Linked DNA regions of Homo sapiens: all the other regions are linked to region 3. A link is a contact called in ENCODE Hi-C or POLR2A ChIA-PET data. All regions are on one chromosome and are shown on one strand. Each heading gives the region's core, a stretch centred on a gene start or an enhancer-like site at or near the end of the contact. The rest is flanking DNA. Distances are from core to core; before and after follow the strand shown.

Region 1 (3,960 bases), core at 488-2,987, 300 kb before region 3:
AAGCTTAAGAGGAAAGGGACCTTGTACATTCTTCAACATTATAGCCTCAGACATAACAGATGCTCAATAAATGTTTGGATAAATGAATGAATAAATAAATGAATCAGTTTCCTAAAACTTAGCAACTATCTATCATGACCTGATGTAGCATAGTTGGTTCATTATGCTGTGTCTCAAATTCAATGATCCAGGCCTTTCTCCTGAGTCTACCCCAAATACCATGAGACTATATTGGAGCTCTCTTGGGATTATACATGGAGGATCAATAGGCTGGACAACCCCACTCCCTCAGACAGTCAGCCTGGCACTGCCCTTATAGAGATCCTGGTCAAACAGTAGACATAGGCCAAGCACGGTGGCTCAAGCCTGTAATCCCAGCACTTTGGGAGGCCGAGTTGGGAGGATCACTTGAGGCCAGGAGTTTGAGACCAGCCTGGGCAACATGGTGAGACCTCATTTCCATTAAAAATAAAAAATTTAGCCATGCATGGTGTCATGCACCTGCACTTCCCAGCTATTCATGAGGCTGAAGCGGGATGATTTCTTGAGCCTGAGAAGTCAAGGCTACAGTAAGCTGTGATTAGCCTGGGCGACAGAGCGAGACCCTGTCTCAAAAAAAAAAAAAAAAAAGAGATAATTTATGAAAGAATATGTACACACACTCAGAATGATGCATGTGGCTTAACTGTTTACAAGTGTGAATAAATGGCTCATTTACATAGAGTATCACATTTAATCCTCTCAAAGCCCTAAGGGGCTTGTTATTATAATCTTCATTTTATAAATGAGGCAGTTCAGAGAAATGAGGTGAGTTGTTAAAGGTCACAACCAGTAATTGTTAAAGCCTCAATTTAAACTTAGGTCTGTCTAGAGCCTGAGATTTTAAGAATTATGTGTGCATAAATAATTTAAAAATTAAATTTTCTTTGGCTCTCAAGGACATGTATTTTTGCATCTGATTTCAATTAAGCTAAATACATTTGGTGCCGACTAGGTACCGAAGACATTTATATAACTTAAGATAATATCACAATGTATTTACCTTCTCTAAGCACTCCTTCAGCTTCCCTGATTAGGAGGCGGCTGGGCCTTGAAAGAAAACTTCCTTTCTGATGTACGGAACAGAGGACTAGGAGCCTGCGTGAGTAGGTCTTAGGGTGAAGGAAGCCTTTTCAGAAGGGGAGATGAGGGAGAGAGGAAAATGAATTGGCAGGAAAAAGGCAGAAAAGGTATATTTCAAGAGGGAAGTCTGAAAATTATTTCCATCAGAGCTTTCTGTGACTTGTTTTAATGATAGCCATCCAGGCTTTTTATTTTATTTATTTATTTTATTTTATTTTGAGATGGAGTCTCACTCTGTTGCCCAGGCTGGAGTAGAATGGCGCGATCTCAGCTCACTGCAACCTCCGCCTCCTGGGTTCAAGCGATTCTCCTGCCTCAGTCTCCTGAGTAGCTGGGACTACAGGCGCCCACTACCACACCCGGCTAATTTTTGTGGTTTTTTTAGTAGAGACAGGGTTTCACTATATTGGCCAGGCTGGTCTCAAACTCCTGAACTTGTGATCCACCCATCTCGGCCTCCCAAAGTGCTGCGATTACAGGCATGAGCCACCGCGCCTGGCCAGCCATCCAGTTCTTGAAGGCCAAAGAAAGCATAATAAACCTGAAGATTCTTGGCAGATCCTGGCATTGCTGGACTGCAGGGTGCATAAACACCCTGGGTGACAGATGACGTGGCCGGCCATCTCAGGCCCATCCCTGTGCACTGGGTCTGGACGGTGCCAGCTCCTTGGCAACACTGCAGGCTGTTATGACCCTGTGCCAGGGCGGGGGAGGGGCCGAGCACCAGGTGACGTGGCAACACCGCAGTCAAAGGAAAGCCATGCTAAGAGGCCACTGCCCCGCAGTCCTGTGACAGGCAAGGGGAATGCAGGAATATTGGGGAAGAGGGGAGGGGTGGAGGGGAAGGATCATTGTTGCACGGCTCTAGCAAGAAAGAAAATCTAAAATTCTGCTTCATGGCTCAGCTCCCAGCACAGCTAATGCTTGGAATGGACCAGTTGCCTGGACAGTTTCAATTATTTGTCATAAGCAGCTCAGGCCTTGGTGTGCAGATTTCCTTTGCCCCTCAGTTTCAGATAGCCCACTGTGGCCCCTGCTCATGATTCAGACTGAAATAGCTGCCTGTTTTGCATGCCAGTTAAGCCTGCATTTCAGTTCTTGTTTCTTTGAAAGGACCTGTCAGGGAAGCAGTATGAAATGTCAGGTTCCGGTTTGGTATTCCCCCTCTACCTTCAACCTTGTAGCTTGACTTTTGTGGGATTCCCACTCATGCTCAGAGTCCCCTCATGCGAATAGGCTTATCTAATTCACAAGTAGCTCGGTGATGTGATGATGCCTGGCCCTGTGAAATCATATTTTTTCACCTTACATCACCTTCCATGGACTGGCTGGAATTCAGATTAGTTAGCCATCCCATTCTTGCTTGGACATGCTTATTAAAGATAGAGGATATTGGCCAGGCGCAGTGGCTCATGCCTGTAACCCCAGCCCTTTAGGAGGCTGAGGCAGGTGAATCATCCAAGGTCAGGAGTTCAAGACCAGCCTGGCCAACGTGGTGAAACTCCGTCTCTACTAAAAATACAAAAAATTAGCCGGGTGTGGTGGCACGCACCTGTATTCCCAGCTACTCGGGAGGCTGAGGCAGGAGAATTGCTTGAACCCAGGAGGCAGAGGTTGCAGGGAGCCGAGATCGTGCCACTGCCCTCCAGCCTGGGCAACAGAGTGGGACTCCATCTCAAAAAAAAAAAAAGGCATTATCAATTATCAAGGAATTATCAATTTCTTCCTACAAAATAACTGAGGAGTCCTACATAGATCTTTACAATTGTCTGTGTAGAAGTTCAAACTCCTGAAAGTTGGCTAGTCCTTGTTCATATCTACCCCATACCTGTGTTAATACCGTTTACATTTACTCTTTCAGACACAGGGGAACAAGGTCCTGAGCAAAGGAGGACTTGGTATGAACAAGTGGGTTTGGTGCCGCCATTGCTTCTGGCTTGGGTCTCTGCAACTTTGGTGGAGCTTCCAAGAGCTCCATGTGGGGACGGAGCATTAGATGGTTGACAACATCTGTGGTCTGCAGGAGCCACTATGCGGAGGGCCCAGGGAAGAATTTGCCATTTTCAATGAAAAACACGTGGCAGTTACTAATTATGATGACTTTGTACTGGGATCGGGATCTGCGGCACCCTTCTTTAAAGTAAAACACCAACTGCTTAAGAAATAAGAATGTTTTAGTTTATCCATTGAACAGACATGAAGAGTGTTTCAAGAGATGCAATCCCTTTGAAAAATGGATCAAACTCTTGAACTCATGTAGCATACTAGATATGTTTGTGAATAAACTCATGACATGAAAAATCAGTCAATCAATTTAGCCTTGGACATAAATAGATAATGGCTTCTCATTCCCCGTTTACAGTGGCCCCTCCTTCTCTTGTCTTTTCCAAATACAAGACCGCTTAGATCTTTATCATCATCCTGAGGAGCTGATATTCAAGATTATATGTAAGACATGGGGAACTTGAACTCAGAGGGGTTTTTTTGTGTTTGTGTGTGTGTGTGTGTGTGTGTGTGTGTGTGTGTGTGTGTGACAAGGTCTCACTGCTGCCCAGACTGAGTGCTGTGGCACAGTCACAGCTCACTGTAGCATCAACCTCCTGGGCTCAAGCGATCCTCCTACCTCAGCCTCCTGAGTAGCTGGGACCACAGGTATGCACCAGTATGCTCGGCTAATATTTTTATATTTTGTAGAGACAGGGCTTTGCCATGTTGTCCAGACTGGTCTTGAATTCCTGGACACAAGTAATCTTCCTGTCTTGGCCTCCCAAAGTGCTGGGATTACAGGTGTGAGCCACCGTGCCCAGCCAGAATTGGAGATTTTTAAATACAGAAATT
Region 2 (4,102 bases), core at 1,580-4,079, 390 kb after region 3:
CTTTTCCCCACCTTTCCCGCCTTTCTATTCCACAAAGCCGCCATTGTCATCCTGGCCCGTTCTCAATGAGCTGTTGGGTACACCTCCCAGACGGGGTGGTGGCCGGGCAGAGGGGCTCCTCACTTCCCAGTAGGGGCGGACGGGCAGAGGCGCCCCTCACCTCCCGGCACGGGGCGGCTGCCCGGACAGGGGGGCTGACCCCCCCCACCTCCCTCCCGGACAGGGCGGCTGGCCGGGCGGGGGGCTGACCCCCCCACCTCCCTCCCGGACGGGGCGGCTGGCCGGGCAGAGGGGCTCCTCACTTCCCAGTAGGGGCGGCCGGGCAGAGGCGCCCCTCACCTCCCCGACGGGGCGGCTGGCCGGGCGGAGGGCTGACCCCCCCACCTCCCTCCCGGACGGGGCGGCTGGCCAGGCGGGGGGCTGATCCCCCTACCTCCCGGACGGGGCGGCTGGCCGGGTGGGGGGGCTGACCCCCCATCTCCCTCCCGGATGGGGTGGCTGGCCGGGCTGAGGGGCTCCTCACTTCCCAGTAGGGGCGGCCGGGCAGAGGCGCCCCTCACCTCCCGGACGGGGCGGCTGGCCGGGCGGGGGGCTGACCCCACCCCACCTCCCTCCCGGACGGGGTGGCTGCCGGGCAGAGACGCTCCTCACTTCCCAGATGGGGTGGCTGCCGGGCGGAGAGGCTCCTCACCTCTCAGACGGGGCAGCTGCCGGGCGGAGGGGCTCCTCACTTCTCAGACGGGGCGGCCGGGCAGAGACGCTCCTCACCTCCCAGACGGGGTCTCGGCCGGGCAGAGGCGCTCCTCACATCCCAGATGGGGCGGTGGGGCAGAGGCGCTCCCCACATCTCAGACGATGGGCGGCCGGGCAGAGACGCTCCTCACTTCCTAGATGTGATGGCGGCTGGGAAGAGGCGCTCCTCACTTCCTAGATGGGATGGCGGCCGGGCGGAGACGCTCCTCACTTTCCAGACTGGGCAGCCAGGCAGAGGGGCTCCTCACATCCCAGACGATGGGCGGCCAGGCAGAGACACTCCTCACTTCCCAGACGGGGTGGTGGCCAGGCAGAGGCTGCAATCTCGGCACTTTGGGAGGCCAAGGCAGGCGGCTGGGAGGTGTAGGTTGTAGTGAGCCGAGATCACGCCACTGCACTCCAGCCTGGGCACCATTGAGCACTGAGTGAACCAGACTCCGTCTGCAATCCCGGCACCTCGGGAGGCCGAGGTTGGCGGATCACTCGCGGTTAGGGGCTGGAGACCGGCCCGGCCAACACAGCAAAACCCCGTCTCCACCCAAACCAGTCAGGCGTGGCGGCGCGTGCCTGCAATCGCAGGCATTCGGCAGACTGAGGCAGGAGAATCAGGCAGGGAGGTTGCAGTGAGCCGAGATGGCAGCAGTACAGTCCAGCTTCGGCTCCGCATGAGAGGGAGACCGTGGGTAGAGGGAGAAGGAGAGGGAGGGGGAGGGGGAGGGGGAGACTTGAGGATTTACCAATGAAAGAGACATGGTCCCAGGTCTCAGAGAGCTCAGAGGTGTGTGTGTGTGTGTGTGTGTGTGTGTGTGTGTGTGTGTGGAGTGTGGAGGGATGGTGGAGACTCACACAGAGGTTTATGCCTCTGTTCACACTGCCATGATCGAGGCATGAGGCTGGGCATGATGGCTCATGCCTGTAATTCTGGCATTTTCAGAGGCTAATGATGGAGGATTGCTCGAGTTCAAGACCAGCCTGGGCAACATAGTGAGACCCTGTCTCTACACACACAAAAAGCCAGATGTGGTGTCGTGTGCCTCTAGCCCCAGGTACTCGGGAGGCTGAGGTGGTAGGAATGCTTGAGCCCAGGAGTTTGAGGCTGCAGTGAGCTATGATCGCACCATGGCACTCCAGCCTGGGTGATAGAGCGAGACCCCATATCTCCAAAAGGGGTGGGGGTGGGGGGGAAGAGGAATGAGCAAAATGCCTGGGCTTGAGGGAATTCAGGCAAGGGGCCACCCAGGGTGAGTCTTCAGAATGAGTCATTCTCATCAAGGGTGGGGCACACTTCTGCAGCAGTCAGTGCTATGGTCTGAATGTTTCCCCTCAAGATTCTTACGTTGAAATCTTGGCCCCCAAAGTGATGGTATTTGGAAATGATGGTATTTGAAGGGTGATTAGGTCATGAGGGTGGAGCCCTTGTGATTGGCATTAGTGCCTTTTGAAAGAGTCCTCAGAGAGCTCTGCCCCTGCTAAAATGTGAGGACACAGCTAGAAGGTGCTGTCTGTGGACATGAAAGAGGGCTCTCACCAGAGACTGAATCTGCTGTGCCCCAGTCTTGGCCTTCCCAGCGTCCAGGACTGTGAGAAATAAATTTTTGTTGTTTATAAGCCACCCAGTCTATGGTATTTTGTTATAGAAGCCCAAAAGAAATGAGACATCTAGGGTTCATAGCTTTAGGCAATAGAAGCCGATTCAGACCAGCTAAGCAGAAAAGGAATTTATTAGAAGAATATGGGGTGTCTCATGTAATCAATAGTGTTAGGGAGGGCTGGAGAACCAGACTTAAGACTACGCTTCCAGGCACGATGCCCACGACATACAGAACTAGATGGATGGGGAAACCACAGCTGCTGCTGCCTCACCAGCTTCAGCTGCCACTGTCACTCCCCACTGACTGCACTTCCAGGCCAGGAACTTAATCTTGCTACCGTTTCTAACCCCCAAAGCTGGACACATTCTTACCACCCTTGTCAGCATGATGGGTTCTGGGTATGGTCTCCTTCCCCAAACTCCTCCCTTCTAGAGAGGAGTCTCTGGGGAGTGAAGCCAATGGGTGGAGTCAGAGACATCTGCTGTGCTCCAGCTGCAATGGAGGCTGGGTAACCCAGTTTCTGCTTTCTGCTTTCAGAAGGTGTGACTCATAAGACTGGAAACTCCTGAACGTAGCAAGGATGCTGGCAGCCAAGCCAATGACTACAAACATGATAAAGTCCATTACAAGGATGGAAAGTCCACAGAACAGAAAATGTGTCTATTTTTTCACCAGTGACCCTCCAGCACTCAGCTATGCCTGGAACAAGGTAGACAGTCAGAATAACATGTCGAATGAATGAATGAATAAATGGCAGAGAGGGTGGTGATGATCAGGGGGCTTGGACAAGCAGTCCTTTTACTTACAGATATCCCAGGAAAGATTTGAGGCCTCTGGACAGCTCTTTGAGCTTAATTTGGACCAGTCTTGCCACCCAGTCTGTGATCTGGGCCATTGGTCTGATTCTCTACTCTTTGACGAATGGGCAAAGGCCTGGCTCTTGGAATTGGGTGAAAAGAAATTGACCCAGCTCAAGTGGGGAAGGTTGAAGCACACATGGCTGATGATTAAAACATATATTGATTTCAGCAATCTCTACACACTTTCTCCACTGTTACTACGGTGGATGTTGTTTAGCCCAGTGTCCAGTCTGAATTTCCTCCTTCCTGACAGACCCTATTGTTGTTCTGGCACCCCTCCTCAGGGTGTGTGTCTCAGGGAAGGAGTTGGTCTTATCCCAGCTCCTGAACCACCTGCTTGGTCTAAAGTAATCCTCTCTCCTTACCAACGATTGGTCAAGAGTGGGCCAATAAGATGCAAGCAGGTATTTTTGGGGGTGGGATGGAGGAAGACATCTTTACGCTTTTGAAAGAGTTTTTGAAGGTTGCTCTAATCTAGTTTTCTCGGAATGTTGTTGTGGGTGAGTCTAAGGCCCTTAACTGCCCCAGCCATCTCTGATCTAGTCATAGATAGCGTACATACACACACACACACACATGCACACACACACATGCACACACACACACACACGTCACAGGGAAACAGGGCCAGGCTTCCAGACAACACCAGCCCTGAATTCTGCCCTACCTGCAGGTTTCCAGAGCTCCATAAGATCGGAGCCACTTTGAGTTTTGGATATTCGGTGTTTTGTCTCTGAGTACCCCCCGACAGCTACCCGGACCACTGCTTGCTCGTGTGTGTGATGGCCCCAACCCCAAGGCAAGACTGGCATCTGGCTGATGCTGAGGGGCTAATAAAGGATGGCCCCCTGCCCGTTCTCAAATGCCCTCCTATGGGTGCATGTGAGTCTGAGATGC
Region 3 (4,107 bases), core at 1,423-3,922:
GGAATCACATATTTTAGTGAAGAAGAGCCTGATCACGTTTCAAAAATAGGGAATTTTTAAATGAATGAAAAAAATACGAAACATATTTTCATCAACTTAATCCATTTCACACTTTCAGAAGGGATCCACAGCTTTTAATGAGTATGAATTATGCTTTCAGTTTTTGTGGCAGCTTTTAAAGAACAAATCTCAGGATATGTCTGAATTACCCAGCCAAAATTGTGGCTTGTTTTCAAGAGAAGCAGATTGAGATAGAAGTAAACTATGCTAGACAGAATGACACTGCTTTAAATTTTGGAAACATATATATGGATCCCAGAGCAATCCTGAAATTTTTGCTCTGTAACCTATGTTTGAGTTTACACAGCTCTGTGAATGAACTTTTTCTTCATAAAATTGCTAAATAAAGCTAAAAGCTATTTTCAGTGGTGTAAATCTGAATTAAAATGAGGATGGCATTTCATGAAGTACTACTATATGCATTTTTGAATGAATAAAGTTGGTAAGATATATTTTGTTACTTTTGAATTACATTTTTTAAAACGCTTTTTTTTTTTTTTTGAGACAGAGTCTCTCTCTGTTGCCCGGGCTGGAGTGCAGTGGAGTGATCTTGGCTCACTGCAACCTCTGCCTCTCAGGTTCAAGCGATTTTCCTGCCTCAGCCTCCTGAGTAGCTGGCACTACAGGCACCCACCACCACACCTGGCTAATTTTTGTATTTTTTGTAGAGATGGGGTTTCGCCATGTTGGCCAGGCTGGTTTCGAATTCCTGACCTCATGATCCGCCCGCCTCGGCCTCCCAAAGTGCTGGGATTACAGGCATGAGCCACCGCGCCCTGCAAAACCCTATTTTAAAATAGGGACCAAGTTATAACTCACTGTTGTTAAAACCAAAATTTATGCACAAGTATGACTTTACTATCTTAATGGCATTTTAAATTTTATTTTATATATATTGAACATTTAATGTGTTTTCTGATTGTACAAATTATATAGGTTTATTTTTAGATTAGAAGATACAGAAAACTACAATGCAATAAAATATCAGTCTTAACCAACTTTATTAAGGTATATTATTTAACAAGTATGTCTTGAACCCTTACTGAGTTTCAGCCACTGGGCTAAGTGAGTGATGGGTTTTTTGTTTTATTTTGTTTTTTGTTTTGTTTTGAGACAGAGTCTTGCTCTGTTGCCCAGGCTGGTGTGCAGTGGTGCCATCTCAGCTCACTGCAACCTGTGCCTCCTGGGTTCAAGCGATTCTCCTGCCTCAGCCTCCCGAGTAGCTGAGATTATAGGCGCCCGCCACGATGCCCAGCTAGTTTTTGTATTTTTAGTAGAGACGGGGTTTCCCCATGTTGGCCAGGCTGGTCTTGAGCTCCTGACCTCATGTGATCCACTCGCCTCGGCCTCCCAAAGTGCTGGGATCACAGGCGTGAGCCACGACACCCGGCCCACTGATGGAGTTATAAAGGTGAAGAACTAGTCTAGTGAAGAATGCAGACTGAGAGTAAACAGACAAATACAATGTGACTGAGCTGTATTGTTAAATACAAGAAAGGACTATCAGGAAGACTTTTTGGAAAAAGAAGCATCTACACTGAGACCATAAAAATTAGTAGGAGTCAGTCAAATAAATGTGGGAGGAGGAGAAAGGGATTATTCCAGGTAAAGAAAACAAGTTCAAGGCTTGAGAGGTAAAAGGTGGCTTGGTGTGGTGGAAAAGGTGAAAGAAATTTGCGACTGGAGAGCAAGAAATATGGTCGAGAAGGACTAAAAAAAAGTAGACAGGGAGAGCCCAGATGCTGAAGGGTCTAGAAAACCTCAGTATGGTTTTGGAGCTTTGCCCTGAAAGCAATAGAATGCCTTTGAATTGTCTGAAGCAGATGGTAACTTGATCAGGTCTGCTTTTTGCAAAGTGGAGAATGCTTTGGAAGGAAGCAAGTGTGCACGCAGCGGGACCCATTAGACTAATGTATAAATCCTGCCTGGAGGTCATCACTGGACAGGGGAGGTGGGGGAGGCGGTGAAGATAAACAAAAGGGGATAAATTTGAAATATCCTGTTTTAAAAGGAGGTAGAATCCACAGAACTTGGCAATGGATTGGATGTGAGAAGTGAGAGGAATCAGTGATGACTGCCAGCTTTCTGACCTGAACGAGTGGATGAAGGGAAGCCGAGTTTTGGGGGGAAAGAGAAACATATAATACCAACATTTAAAACATAATAAGACTAAGAGGCTGAAGGAAAGGGTAGAACCTTCAATCTGAGCCGAGCGGGGCCGACAGCGCTGGGCAGCATCCCACGCCTTTTTCTCCGCGAGGCCCACGCAACCAGCCAACTAAAGCGAAGAACCACGTGAGGGAGACCCCACTGCGCACCAGGCGCGAGCCCTGCGCATGCCCGTTGGGTCCCGGAGGCCGAGCCTGCGCAGTTAGGGGAACTCAGGCCCATAGGCTCCCCGCCTTTGCGTTGCCCTGAGCAGCGAGGCGCGGTCACGTGCTACCTTTTGCACGTATCCTGTCGCCCCTCTGTCCGCCCGGGACGCCTAGCCCCACCCACTGTTCCCGCCCCTTCCGTGTTTTGGTGCGCACGGGTTCCGCCAGACACAGCTACCATTGGCTGTCAGTCGGATCCGAGAACGACGATTGGCTTTCCTTGACCGTCCCTCAAGCGCCTCTCCGGAGATGGTCTGAGGTGGGAGAAGAGCTGAAGAGACCTGGAGCCGACAGACGGTAAGCTGGGGTATGTGCTCTGCAGGGGCTGCAGGAGGCCAAGCTCTTCCCGAGCCACCTCGGCGAGTATTCTTGCCGCTTGGCCACGCTGGTCTGCCCTGGTCCGGTCCCCTCACCCCGACTGGAACCTCCCTGCTTTCTAGTCTAGGGGCTTCGCTGCGGCTGAGACTCGGTCGCCGCCACGCCTTAGCGTGAAGGATTCCGGGAAGCCTGCGGGACTGCGAGTGGAGAGGTTTTGCCCAACGGGACGGTCTCCTTCCTTCTGTCCAAATTCTACCTGTCCTTCGAGGCGTGGTGCGGGCCCCACTGCTTAGGGGAGACTTCCTTTTCGCCTGACCGCGGAGGTGTCTCTCTGTCCTGGTCTCCCTCATCGGGTACTTTGTTTCGGTCGTTGTCTTCACGTATCAGTCTTATCTTTTTGGCCAAATTATGAGTTCTTAGGCGTTTAGGACCCTTTTTTTCTTGAATACCACAGTTCATTCATTGTCTTGCGTTACAGTATATGCCCTCTTAAGTGTTAAGAGGGTAGAGTGAAGATCATGCCCCTATCTCCTCAGAGTAGAAACAAGAGACACAGAAAGAGAAATTAAAGAAGACAGGAGGACAGTCAGAGAGCGTCAGGGAGTTTTGCCTAGGTTTCAGATCATTCTGTATCGCCAGCTAGCTTGCCTCCTTGGACTTACCCACCAGTCTAACAGCAGGTGTATGTTTAGAATATTTGTGCTCGGCACAGTGTAGGGACACGGGCAGGTGTGATATGGTTTCTGCTCAGAAGCTTCTTATAGTCCAATTGGGTAAACGAGACTAGAACACATAAAACGACCATGGCAACATGAAAATAGGGTTGAAGTTTTATGGTGTCAGCTGTGCCAGCCATAGAACTAAGGAGCAAGAGTAGATTCAGGGATGGGGTAGTTTAGGAAGGCTTCCCGGAATGTGATTATCTCCTGATATTTATTGAGTACCTGGGGTGTGCAAAGCTCTGTGCTGAATCTGAGAATGAGAAGTGAATAAGTGATGGCCACTGTCCTGAGAAACTCCTAGTCTAGGGGAAACAAGTTTCATTGCATTGATAGCAAAGATGTGTGTGGATGCCGTGGGCAAGAGATGGGATATGCCAGCTGTACCTGGATGAATTGGGAAGGGGGTCATCAAAGAGAAGACTTTGGGGTTTGAAAGGCGAATAGAAGTTGCATAGGTAGGCCTGTCGCGGTGGCTCACACCTGTAATCCCAGCACTTTGTGAGGCCGAGGCGGGCGGATCACTTGAGGTCAGGAGTTTGGGACCAGCCTGACCAACATGGCAAGACCTCGTCTCTACTAATACTACAAAAATTAGCTGGGCGTGGTGGTGCGTGCTTATAGTCCCAGCTATA

Evidence for each region. A loop is a pair of places that touch in the nucleus more often than their neighbours do. ChIA-PET counts read pairs that join two places held with the same protein, here RNA polymerase II (POLR2A). Pooled maps may share reads with other maps.
Region 1: a loop to region 3 is called in a pooled map, with 4 times the contacts of the local background. The contact joins the enhancer-like site here to the promoter of HINFP in region 3. A Hi-C loop is called at or near these places in 2 of 50 pooled maps. POLR2A ChIA-PET finds 5 or more read pairs at or near these places in 2 of 52 experiments (Caco-2 and activated B cell).
Region 2: a loop to region 3 is called in a pooled map, with 4 times the contacts of the local background. The contact joins the enhancer-like site here to the promoter of HINFP in region 3. A Hi-C loop is called at or near these places in 1 of 50 pooled maps. POLR2A ChIA-PET finds 5 or more read pairs at or near these places in 3 of 52 experiments (A673, GM12878 and activated T-cell).

Annotation. Positions count from the first base shown.
Region 1 is chr11:118,818,799-118,822,758 of GRCh38, forward strand. It overlaps the pseudogene COX7CP3. Among named protein-coding and RNA genes, the nearest start is that of DDX6, 30 kb to the left of the region's middle. RefSeq lists an enhancer at 2,263-2,342. Within about 2 kb of position 1,738, at least 22 of the 41 ENCODE cell types and tissues checked have a DNase peak (open chromatin) inside an H3K27ac peak, as active enhancers do.
Region 2 is chr11:119,507,427-119,511,528 of GRCh38, forward strand. No RefSeq gene overlaps it. Among named protein-coding and RNA genes, the nearest start is that of THY1, 86 kb to the left of the region's middle. RefSeq lists silencers at 2,989-3,078, 3,742-3,931. Within about 2 kb of position 2,830, at least 2 of the 41 ENCODE cell types and tissues checked have a DNase peak (open chromatin) inside an H3K27ac peak, as active enhancers do.
Region 3 is chr11:119,118,908-119,123,014 of GRCh38, forward strand. It overlaps HINFP (histone H4 transcription factor), which reads left to right and starts at 2,673. Exons shown (of 10, transcript NM_198971.3): 1 at 2,673-2,732. RefSeq lists a silencer at 2,407-2,686.